Regions from separate parts of the Mus musculus genome. Here region 2 is linked to region 1. Evidence: chromatin loops called from intact Hi-C (ENCODE). Cell type or tissue: heart. All regions are shown on one strand.

Evidence for each region. Hi-C counts contacts between places; a loop is a spot of excess contacts. Peaks named below come from ENCODE experiments on the same cell type or tissue, not always from the same donor. Only the 100,000 strongest peaks of a DNase experiment are listed, where the experiment ranks them.
Region 2: it touches region 1 in a loop (3-fold over the local background); 6 of 42 quality-filtered maps call a loop at or near these places.

Annotation. Positions count from the first base shown.
Region 1 is chr7:66,078,282-66,083,281 of GRCm38, forward strand. Selenos (selenoprotein S) reads left to right here and starts at 1,368. Exons shown (of 6, transcript NM_024439.3): 1 at 1,368-1,508; 2 at 2,051-2,185. The coding sequence starts at 1,433. In heart, a CTCF peak has its summit at 2,069; a DNase peak (open chromatin) is centred at 1,370; H3K4me3 peaks cover 2,110 bases; H3K27ac peaks cover 1,556 bases.
Region 2 is chr7:66,687,955-66,692,954 of GRCm38, forward strand. It overlaps Asb7 (ankyrin repeat and SOCS box-containing 7), which reads right to left and starts at 1,607. Exons shown (of 6, transcript NM_080443.2): 1 at 1,146-1,607; 2 at 869-966. Lins1 (lines homolog 1) reads left to right here and starts at 1,935. Exons shown (of 8, transcript NM_152815.2): 1 at 1,935-2,069. In heart, a CTCF peak has its summit at 2,348; a DNase peak (open chromatin) is centred at 1,757; H3K4me3 peaks cover 2,583 bases; H3K27ac peaks cover 1,989 bases.

The sequences.
Region 1 (5,000 bases):
CCTCTTAACCAGTGTGCGGGGATTAAAGGCTTTTAAGGCAAGGTTTCTCTGTGTAGCCCTCACTGTCCTGAGCGTCAAATTCAGAGACTCACCTGTGTCTGCCTGCTGAGTGCTGGGGTTGAAGGTGTGTGCCAACATTTCCCCTCCACCTTGTCTTTTAATGAAACTAAACATTACTTATTTCATCATCATGATTGCAGATGTTAAGGGACTGGATCAACAGGCAAATGAGCAACCTCCTCTCTCGTAACCAGATGTTTCACTTGCTCTGTATGATGTGAGAAATCACCTTAAGCAAAGAGAGAGGGTTCAAACTGGCCTCAGAGGTGGGGTGGCAGTCATCGGTACCAAAAAAGAAAAAAAAATTAAACTGATCCTTTTTTACCACTGAGAAAACTATTAAAATCATAAAACTTTAAAAATTTAGCAATTTTTTAAAAAAGCCATGTTGTGTCTGAAAAAAAAAATCAGCAAATTCATGGCTATCTTCATATTCTTAGCTTCATATCCAGTCATCAAAGTCTATTTTCAAGGTGGTTGATAATGTGAAGTGACTCCAGGCTTTTCTCTCCCATGTCCCCAGATGGAGTCGCTGAATTAGAAGATCCTTAACAGACTAGTTTTTATGACACAGTGAGTTTTATTTCCATTTTGGAGATTCAAAGTCCTCAAGCTTGGTACAGCACCGTATAGATTCCATCAGGCTCCTCAGGCTGAGTCATCTCACGGTGGGGTGCACAGAAATCTAGTCTCTTTTTCTCTGGGGACACCCACATTGACCTCATATAGTAGTTTCCCAAAGGATCCCACCTTTAAACACCACAGAGTTCTCACCTTCTTAATCCCATTAATCTATGGAAACTTGATTCCATCAGTTCCTTTTCAAATCGCAGCTATCTCCTTTATTGCCTTCCTAGTATGTTGCAGAGAACCATTACAAAAACTGTGGTAATGTAACACATAAGAGCCTAAGTTGAAGTCATTACTACATTAATTCCTTCCCTTGAGACAGTGGATCAGAAGAAAGGAATTCTAAGTAGATCGCTTTCCGCACGTTAGGGGAGGGGAATCTATGCTGCAAACCTTTAGGGCCCGGTGACAAGGGCGGGACTCAAATCTCATCTCCAGGAGGTTTCAAATCTCTTGAGCCTCAATGTCCAATCAGTATCAAATACAAGATCGGTTATCCGAGCTATGCCGAGTTGAGCTGCGAGCTCCTCCCTGAAAGTCAAACGCGCTTCCGCCTGGGCATCTTTCAGCCCCGCCCTCTGGTCACACCCCCCCTGTGATTGGTCGAGCGTCGAGGTAGGTCGAGCCACGATAGGTCAGTACCGCCACGGCAGTGAGCGCCACGTGTACATAGGGCCGAACCGGAAGCGCAGAGCAGAGAGGAGCAGCGGGCTTGTCGTTGGTGGCGGTGGCGGTGGCCGCCATGGATCGCGATGAGGAACCTCTGTCCGCGAGGCCGGCGCTGGAGACCGAGAGCCTGCGATTCCTGCACGTGACAGGTCAGGGGCGGCGGGCGCCGCCATGCTCGGTGGGTCGGCCTCCAGGAGGCTTGGCGTTAACGCCGCGGACTGGCCGAGCCTGCTTGTTGGGCCGGAGCTCACCTTTCTCGAAGTCGCCCTAGCTGGGCGGGCGCTCGCGGACTTGGCTCACGGGAGTCCCTTTAACATTTTCCTTTTGCAGTGGAGTCCTCCGCCCGGCGTTTCACTCTACCCGACACTAACACACTGTTGTCTCACTCCTTAACAAAGTGTAACTCACGGAGTCTGGATGGCCTTTGCTTTCCTGAATCAGATAGACACGTCCCCTTTAGTCCTTCAGAACCTAGCTGCTGGGCTCTGCACCCTCCGGGCTACTCCCGAGTCCCCTTGTAGTTGAGAAGTTTCTGTACCCAGCGATTCGCTTCTTAGGAGTCCATTTCCAGCTAGACTGTGAAGGTTCTGAAAGAAGAAGCTATGACTATTTTTGTAGAGTATTATTGAAAAAAATGCTATTACCATTTCTGAAACTGGTTTCTTTCTCTTTTTTTTTTTTTTCCCCCCAGTGGGCTCCCTGCTGGCCAGCTATGGCTGGTACATCCTCTTCAGCTGCATCCTACTCTACATTGTCATCCAGAGGCTCTCCCTTCGACTGAGGGCTTTGAGGCAGAGACAGCTGGACCAAGCCGAGACTGTTCTGGGTTAGTGCCATGTGGTAGAAATGAAGGCGCCTGTCATTTACTTAGTGGGTGGTGGCAAGACATGCCTTTGAGGTTTGAAAGATTTTTATTGAGATGCAAAGACTCCGTGATGGTGTATAGCATACTCAATGCACATCTTGTTCGGTGCATGGGGACCAGTCCCTGGAGATGGCCAGGTCTTGTGGAGGAAACAAGAAGTGTCAAGGGGCGGGGGTGGGGGTGGGGGGATCAGGCATTGGGGTCCTGGGAATCTTGCCACCTGACTGACTGGAAGTGGGGTGCTGCTTTATACAGCACTCCGTAGACAGGGATGGATTCATAGATCATATTTTTGTCCCCAGATGTATTTTAGCTTCCTCGTAGTCATAAGTTTAGCCATCATTGATAAACCGTGACAGAGCAGAGTTATCTTTTACAATCATTTTCCCTCATCAACCCCGTAGCCCATTTTTTTAAAGAATCTAGAGGCATATTTTGCCAAAGCATGACAGTCCATTCTCAGGCTGGTAGCTCTTATGGTTTCAAAGGCACTAGACAGAAAATCTCCAAGCCAGCCTGGGTAGGTTGTCATGTCCTATGGCAGTAGATTAGCAGTTTATTTAATCAACTTTTGATGGTTAGAGTGCTAATTGTCATTAGGCCCAAGGAAAATCTTCAGGCCAGAACTGCTACAGTTATTATTCAATTTTGGATGTAATACAATGTTTTTATCTTTGTGGAATTTATTTTTAGGTCTGAACTTGGTATTCTTTTGTTCCTTGGCCATAGGACATCACAGTGGTCCTGCATAGACTAATTTTTCCAAGGGAGGTCTTAATCCCTCATTCTTCTATCATTTATCCACACCATCCTTTGTCCATCAGGATAAGCCCCCGTGTAGGGCAGAGATAACTCAAGCCGGTTTAACTTTGTTGTTGTATCTTTTTCCTGGAGGGGCATTCCATATGTGCCCCCCCCAATGTTATATATGCCACGTATTCCCCTGAGTGACAGGAGGAAGAGGCTTTAACCTGATTGATCGGCTGCCAACCTCTCCAGCCTGCTGAGTCTTATTTCTCTTTTAAGTTTACCTTGTTCTAATTATCTTGTGCCTGAGTAAATGGAGAGGCGAGTGCGTGATCCAAGGATATCTTGGAGCCTGAGCCTCACAAGGAGATCTCTGGTGTCTTTATTTGAGACACAACCTCCGGGCCTAAGGAAGACCCTCAAGTAGAGCCAGATAAGGATGTCTCCCTAAAAGTGGGGTGAGTGGTATGCTTAGGACTCCCCTAGGAACGCTTAGAAGCTGTCCTCTTGGGAGAAGGCATAAGAGAGTCATACGCTTCCCATCAATCCCCAAGTTGTACAAATATTAAAAGTCCCCAAGCATGCAACACATGGAGATCAAGACCAGAAGTGGAAGACCATGTGACAGCGATTGTATCGCTCTGCTCAGCTTTGATAGATAGCGGTCAAGCAGCTGTGCTGGCTTTGTGACTTTCACTGTTCCCATTAGCTGTGGCTGGGCCAGTTAGTGGGTCTTAATTTACAGAGGATTAAAATGAAAATGTCACCCTTTTCTTTGTGCTCCAGCGACACCCCCCAGTGAACCTCTCTAGAATTATTGTGAGTGACCAGAAACTCAGTGTTAGGGTCTGTCTGTCCCTCCATCCCTCCCTCCCTCCCTTCCTTCCTCCCTCCCTTCCTTCCTTCCTTCCTTCCTTCCTTCCTTCCTTCCTTCCTTCTTCCAGTTACTGTGCCACACCTCCCCCCATCTCCAGTGTTAGGTTTTACACGCACTCCATTTTGATTTTTCCCTGACCTCATCAGACCTGATTTCCACTTACCATTTGGTTGTTTAGAGAAAGCTCAAAGGGCAGCCATTCTGTGTAGAAGCTTCACTCCTGTGTGTGTATCCTAAAGAAACACTGTTTTATATTGCAGTATAACTTAAATATAGATTACCATTCAACTGATTACTGCAGTACTGAGATGGGTGGATTTACAACTAGGTAGAAAACTAAACTAGGGCTGGGTGTGGGGCACACACCTTTAATCCCTACATTCAGGAGGCAGAGCAAGGCAGATCTGTGTGAATCTGGGGTCAGCCCAGCCTGCATAGTTTTAGGTCAGCCAGAGCTACATAGTAAGACCCTGTTCTAAAAAAAAAAAAAAAAAAAAATTAAATAAGCTGGGGCTGGGGCTGGGGCTGGGGCTGGGGCTGGGGCTGGGGCTGGGGCTGGGGCTGGGGCTAGAGCTGAGGCCCAGTTTGTAGAGTGCTTGACTAACATACACAAGACAGAGCATTTGATCTCCTGTACCAAGTAGAAGTGGGTGTGGTGGCAGACTTCTGTAGTCCTGCACATGGACGTGGATGCAGGAGGAACAGGAGTTCAAGGTCATTCTGCTATATAGTGAGTTTGAGGCCAGTCGAGGTTATCTAATACATGATTAATTTATTTTTTATCTAATATATAATTAATTTGTTATTTGCATATACATCTGCAGGCCAGATGAGGGCATCAGATCCCCTTATGGTTGTGAGCCACCATGTGGTTACTGGGAATTGAACTCAGGACCCCTGGAGGAACAGCCAGCGCTCGTAACCACTGAGAATTTCACCAGTCCAACATTCAGATTCTTAATGCTAGTTGAAAGGACTTTGCTTTGTAGGACCAAGAATAAGAATCTTACACCTCTTCTCATTGACCTGGGCCGGTCAAGTGATGGATAGAGATGCAAATTCCTTCTGTTTTGCTTTGTGGAATGCTGGTCAGTGCAAGTGAGATGGCCACCTTGTACAGTGTTCTCTCACTCATCTTGGTGGCCATCAGAG
Region 2 (5,000 bases), 610 kb after region 1:
TTCTCTGTAAGGGTTTTAAAATGAGAAAACAAGAATGACCACTGCCAAAACCAAGCAGCAGATAGCTAAACATACCAAAACAATACTTTGTTTCAAAATTCCTGACTGTGCCACTATTGTCAAGGAGATACATTGTAAATTTTTATAAGTTCACCTAGAACACCAGAGATGTAACAAATACTATGTATCACTTCATAACAACTCCTGGTGTCCATCCACTTTTCTCACACAAACACACAAGAACACCCATAGTAAACTATATACTTTGTTTCCGGGGCTAATAGTGCTTTTATACAGTTCCTATACTGTTCCCATTCTTAAGCTACACACATTCACTTGTTCCAGGAAAACCAAATCCAATTATTTTCTTCAAAACCTGTAAGTTTCAGTCCTCCTGTTCACCTTCTGCTACTAAGTCATTATCAGTTAGGTAACTCTGAAGCTTTCCTGATGGAGGCATAGAGAGAAAAAAATGTACATGGGCAAAACAGTAAACTGTGGTTTAATTAAAAGCAGAATCATTCAGAATTAACAAGCAATTAACATGGAATTGAAGAATTCCTATGAGAGTATGTAAGGCGGGGAACTACAAAAAGGTCTCCAAGCCTCCGAGCAGAGTACATGACACAGTATACCAAAAGATAATGCAAAACACGGAAACGCTCTGATCAGGTCCCAGAAGACGTTTCTGGGCTAGAGAAGTTACTGGGGTGTTAAGGACCAGGCATGGGCAGTGCTTCTGGTTTTGCTAGGAAACTAGGATCTAAGAAAGCTTGCATTCCCAGGCAACCACCCTGGAAATAAAGCGTTACTTAATGAGGTAGGGGCCAGGAGTAAACAATGGGGGAAGGGAGGTCTGCCTCTTTACCTTTCAAGAGGATGCTGGTCCAAAGCACTCTGTTTATTGCTCCTCTGGTGGGTGGCCAGACCCCTTCTACTCGCGAGTGTCCTCCAGCAAGCTCAAACCTGGAAAACAGAAACCGATCAGTGGTGCAGTGATCCAGGGGCGAGGAGAGGGCTCTGAGGATGGGGGAGCTTAGCAAAGGCTGGAGGGTGGCAAGGGCAGGCAGGCTAGAGCAGGGCTTCTCCCCCAACCCCCACCCAGCCAGCCCCCTCCCCTCAAGGGAGGAAGAAACTGACTTTACCTGTGTCCTCAGTTGCAGCTCCTCTCTCTCCTTTCAGCCTCCTGCACATTCACCAACTTCTCCATTGAAGAAACACCCCAGGCAGGGCCGGACACCGTGTTCCTGATCCTCCTGGGTGCTTCACGGCCCCAACCCAGAGAGCATCCAGATAGTCGATCAGGCTGGGGGTGGCGGTCTTGGCCTCGGAGCAGCCTCCGGGAAGGGGCGCTGGGAGGAAGTGCCGGCTGGGTGGGGGGGGGGGGGGGCAGTCCCGGTCCAGGGGCTCAGACCAAGGGTCTGCCGCGCGCCGGGCCGGAGGCTTTCAGCTACCGAGGGACTCAAGAGGTCTGGGGACAGAGAGACCCTAAGTCATACCAGGTCCGAAGTGTCAGCAGCAGGGTGTCCCGACAGGGGGCTTTCGGGATGCACTTTGCACTGGGCCACCCCCGCCCCCTCCTTCCAGCACTTTGGGGTCACTGGGATGGGACCAAGCCTTCGACAGCCAATCAGCTGCCGCACTGGAGCCTGCGCTCCAAGCCGTAAACCAGATCCGCGGTGGGTGGGGGTTGGGGTAGGGGGTGGGGGCGACTTGGTTGGTTGGTTGCTTCCTTCTCCTCACACAGATGCCCCCACCCCCTGGCTGTCGTAAAGCTGCCCGCGGATTCGCGACAGTTAGAGGAGGCGGGCTAATAGAGGCTGGGACTTGTCTCCGATTGGTCGCTCTCCCTTCGTCCCCTCCGCTTCCCCGCAGCGGTTCTCCAGGCTCCACCCCCAGCCTGGAGACTCTAAGCGGTTGCTAAGAGACACTGTACTACGAATGGGGCTTCTACGCCTGCTGAGGGAGGGGCCGGCAAGGCCTTCCGTGGAGTACGGTGGCCTGGAGTAGGCAGCTGTGGGCACGAGTGGCCGGGCGATGGCTGCGTGGCCCGGCGGGATGGCAGCCAGGTAAGCAGGAGCCCAGGTTGAGCTGGGTGGCTGGAGCGACACGTGCGTGGCAGGCTGAGCGACGGGGGAGGCGACAGGGCCGAGAGCAGGCGATGAGGGCCCCTACTCGTCGTCGCTCTGCGGTGCTTCTTGGAAGCGAGTGGCGATGTTTGGTGCATCTGTCGGTCTCTGAGACCCGGTTAGCTTCCAGGCTGCCTCGCCCAGCCTGCGAGAGAGCACGCTCTTTGGGATCGCGAGGCTGGTTCAAGGGCTTGCCTGCGAGGATAGCGACCCTAGTGGTTTCTTGTGAATGAAAAGAGCCGGGGGAGGGGGGCGCAGAGTGGGCACATTGATACATTGTTTAAATGCATTGATTCTTTTAGCAAGTGTCTACTGGGTTGACACTACTCTAGTTGTTGGGGAGACTTTGTGAACTTTTCTTTCCTTTCTTTCTTTTCTTTCTTTTTTTTTCTTTTATCTTAACAAGAGAAGATGAAACTGCAGAATGATTAGGGAAAAAAAAAAACCCACAAAGTAATGGAATACAGTTTGACTAGGATGCGCTAGACTCTTAGATTGTGAGCCAGGTCTCCCAGAGAATGACATTTATGCTCTGTGAATGACAAAAAAAACTAGCCAACAAAGATCTGAGGGAAGGCCTTTACAAGCAGTTAATCTGAAGTGCAAAGCCTTTGGTACTTTAATAAGTTTAGGGGAACTGTGACTGAGTAAGGGGAAGAAAGATGGAAATGAGATTAGGGGGTGTGGGCAGACTGCAGATTTTGCAGGAATGTATAGGTCATGCCAGAATGATTCCCGTTTCTATGTTTTGCATTGATCACATAATAGAGAAAGCTGTTATGGGAATTGGATTCCTGGGGATGATGTAACCTATTGCGATATTTTGTTGCAGGTGGGAGTCAGTGTTCGATTTGCCTCTGGGTCTTTTTTTTTCTAGGCTGATACTCGTAGAAAAAGTATTCCTTTGATGTCTTCCACAGGAGTAACTTCTTTTTTTTTTTTTTTTTTTTTTTTGGGATTATTCAGACTTAAAAAGAGATTCTTTTTTTTTTATTTTTTTCATTTTTTATTAGGTATTTAGCTCATTTACATTTCCAATGCTATACCAAAAGTCCCCCATACCCACCCACCCCCACTCCCCTACCCACCCACTCCCCCTAGGAGTAACTTCTTATGTGGACAGACTAACTTCGCTAATTCCTAGAAAAGGTTATAAGTAAGAATAAGGGTTTGATGTGGTACCAAAACTGAAATATCTTGAAGACAATAATACTATGGCTTTGACAGGGAGTTTTGGGCTGGGCTGTCTATTCCTGACTTGAATATATACAAGAGTAGATAAAAGACAACGGAATATGATTTCCTCAGAAAAGGGGTTAGTGAAAGCCCAAGTTATCTTCTAATTGAAGAAGTCTTTGGGGGCCTCAGAGAAAGCATACAGATTATTAGCTTGTGGGCACAGAAGTAAAAAGACCCCAAAAGGCAGATCTTAAATGCCCTGCAAGGCCATGTGTTTTTGGAGTTTGGGACATCATCCTAAGAAAAATAGAAAGATTTTTCAGAATGTGGATGGGTGTATTGTAAGCCAAGATACAACTACTTAGGAAGGGATCTGTCCATGTCAAGGGTAGATAGAAATGGTTCACTGTAACTGATATGGACTGTAGTCACTGAGCTGAGGAGAGAGAGGTACAGGAAAAAGTGAGTTTGAAGGGCATGGAATGAGTTGAGTTGATGTTCAGGGATAAATGTTTATGGGTCTTCCCTCTCCAGGTGGAGTCCTGTAGGAGGCATGTGGGTTCTTCCTTACAGACTCACTGTTAGTATTCAGTGGAAGCCAAACACTACATTTTGAAATGTAATTTTTTCCCCTCTGTACTGACTGGTTTTGTGTGTCAACTTGACACAGGCTGGAGTTATCACAAAGAAAGGAGCTTCAGTTGGGGAAGTGCCTCCATGAGATCCAGCTGTGGGGCACTTTCTCAGTTGGTGTTCAAGGGGTGGAGGGCTCATTGTGGATGGTGGCATCCCTGGGCTGGTAGTCTTGGGTTCTATGAGAGAGCAAGAGGGGAAGCAAGCCAGTAAGTAACACTCCCTCCATGGCCTCTGCATCAGCTCCTGTATCCTGACCTGCTTGAGTTCCAGTCCTGACTTCCTTTAGTGATGAACAGCAATGTGGAAGTGTAAGCTGAATAAACCCTTTCCTCCCCAACTTGCTTCTTGGTCATGATGTTTGTGCAGGAATAGAAACCCTGACTAAGACAGCCTTTTTCTCACGACGCTGGGCAGTGGCAGCCAGCCATAGCTGGCAAGCAGCTGCACTATCAGGACAAACTATCCAGGATTTGTTGGTATATTGTGTTTTTACATCCCCTCATGTCTATAGAAGGCTTCACTATGTCTACTCTACACATACAGCTATGGTTTCTCACAGCATTTAGTAATGGACATGAGAGACTCTGTACTTTAATAAAATAGGTTTGTACTAAATGAACTTTGCCCACCTGTAAGCTAATGTGAGTGTTGTATACATGGTCAGTAAATTAGGTTACAATAAGTAGCTTTTCTGCTTATGGTGTGCTTATGGGAACGTAGCCCCATGATAAGTCAATGAGTATCTGTACATAGCCCAGAAAAGAACTAAACCCTAACTTGCAAAAGTAAAATTGAGGACATAAAAGTTCATGGAATTATTCTGCAAGGGAAATGGGGAGGGCTGAACTCTGAAAAGTCCTGACAGTGAGAGCCCAGGAGAGAAAGTGGACCCAGAGAGGTTGATGAAGAAGGCCTCTCTGGACATGGAGAAGCCTTGTGTGTGCTTTTAGAAAAGGCAGGTATTTTTAAAATGGAAAAACTGCAGTTATTACCTATATGAATTAGGCCTACATTTTCTTTAGAGAATCTGTCCCTTTGGCCAGAAGTCCAAATAAT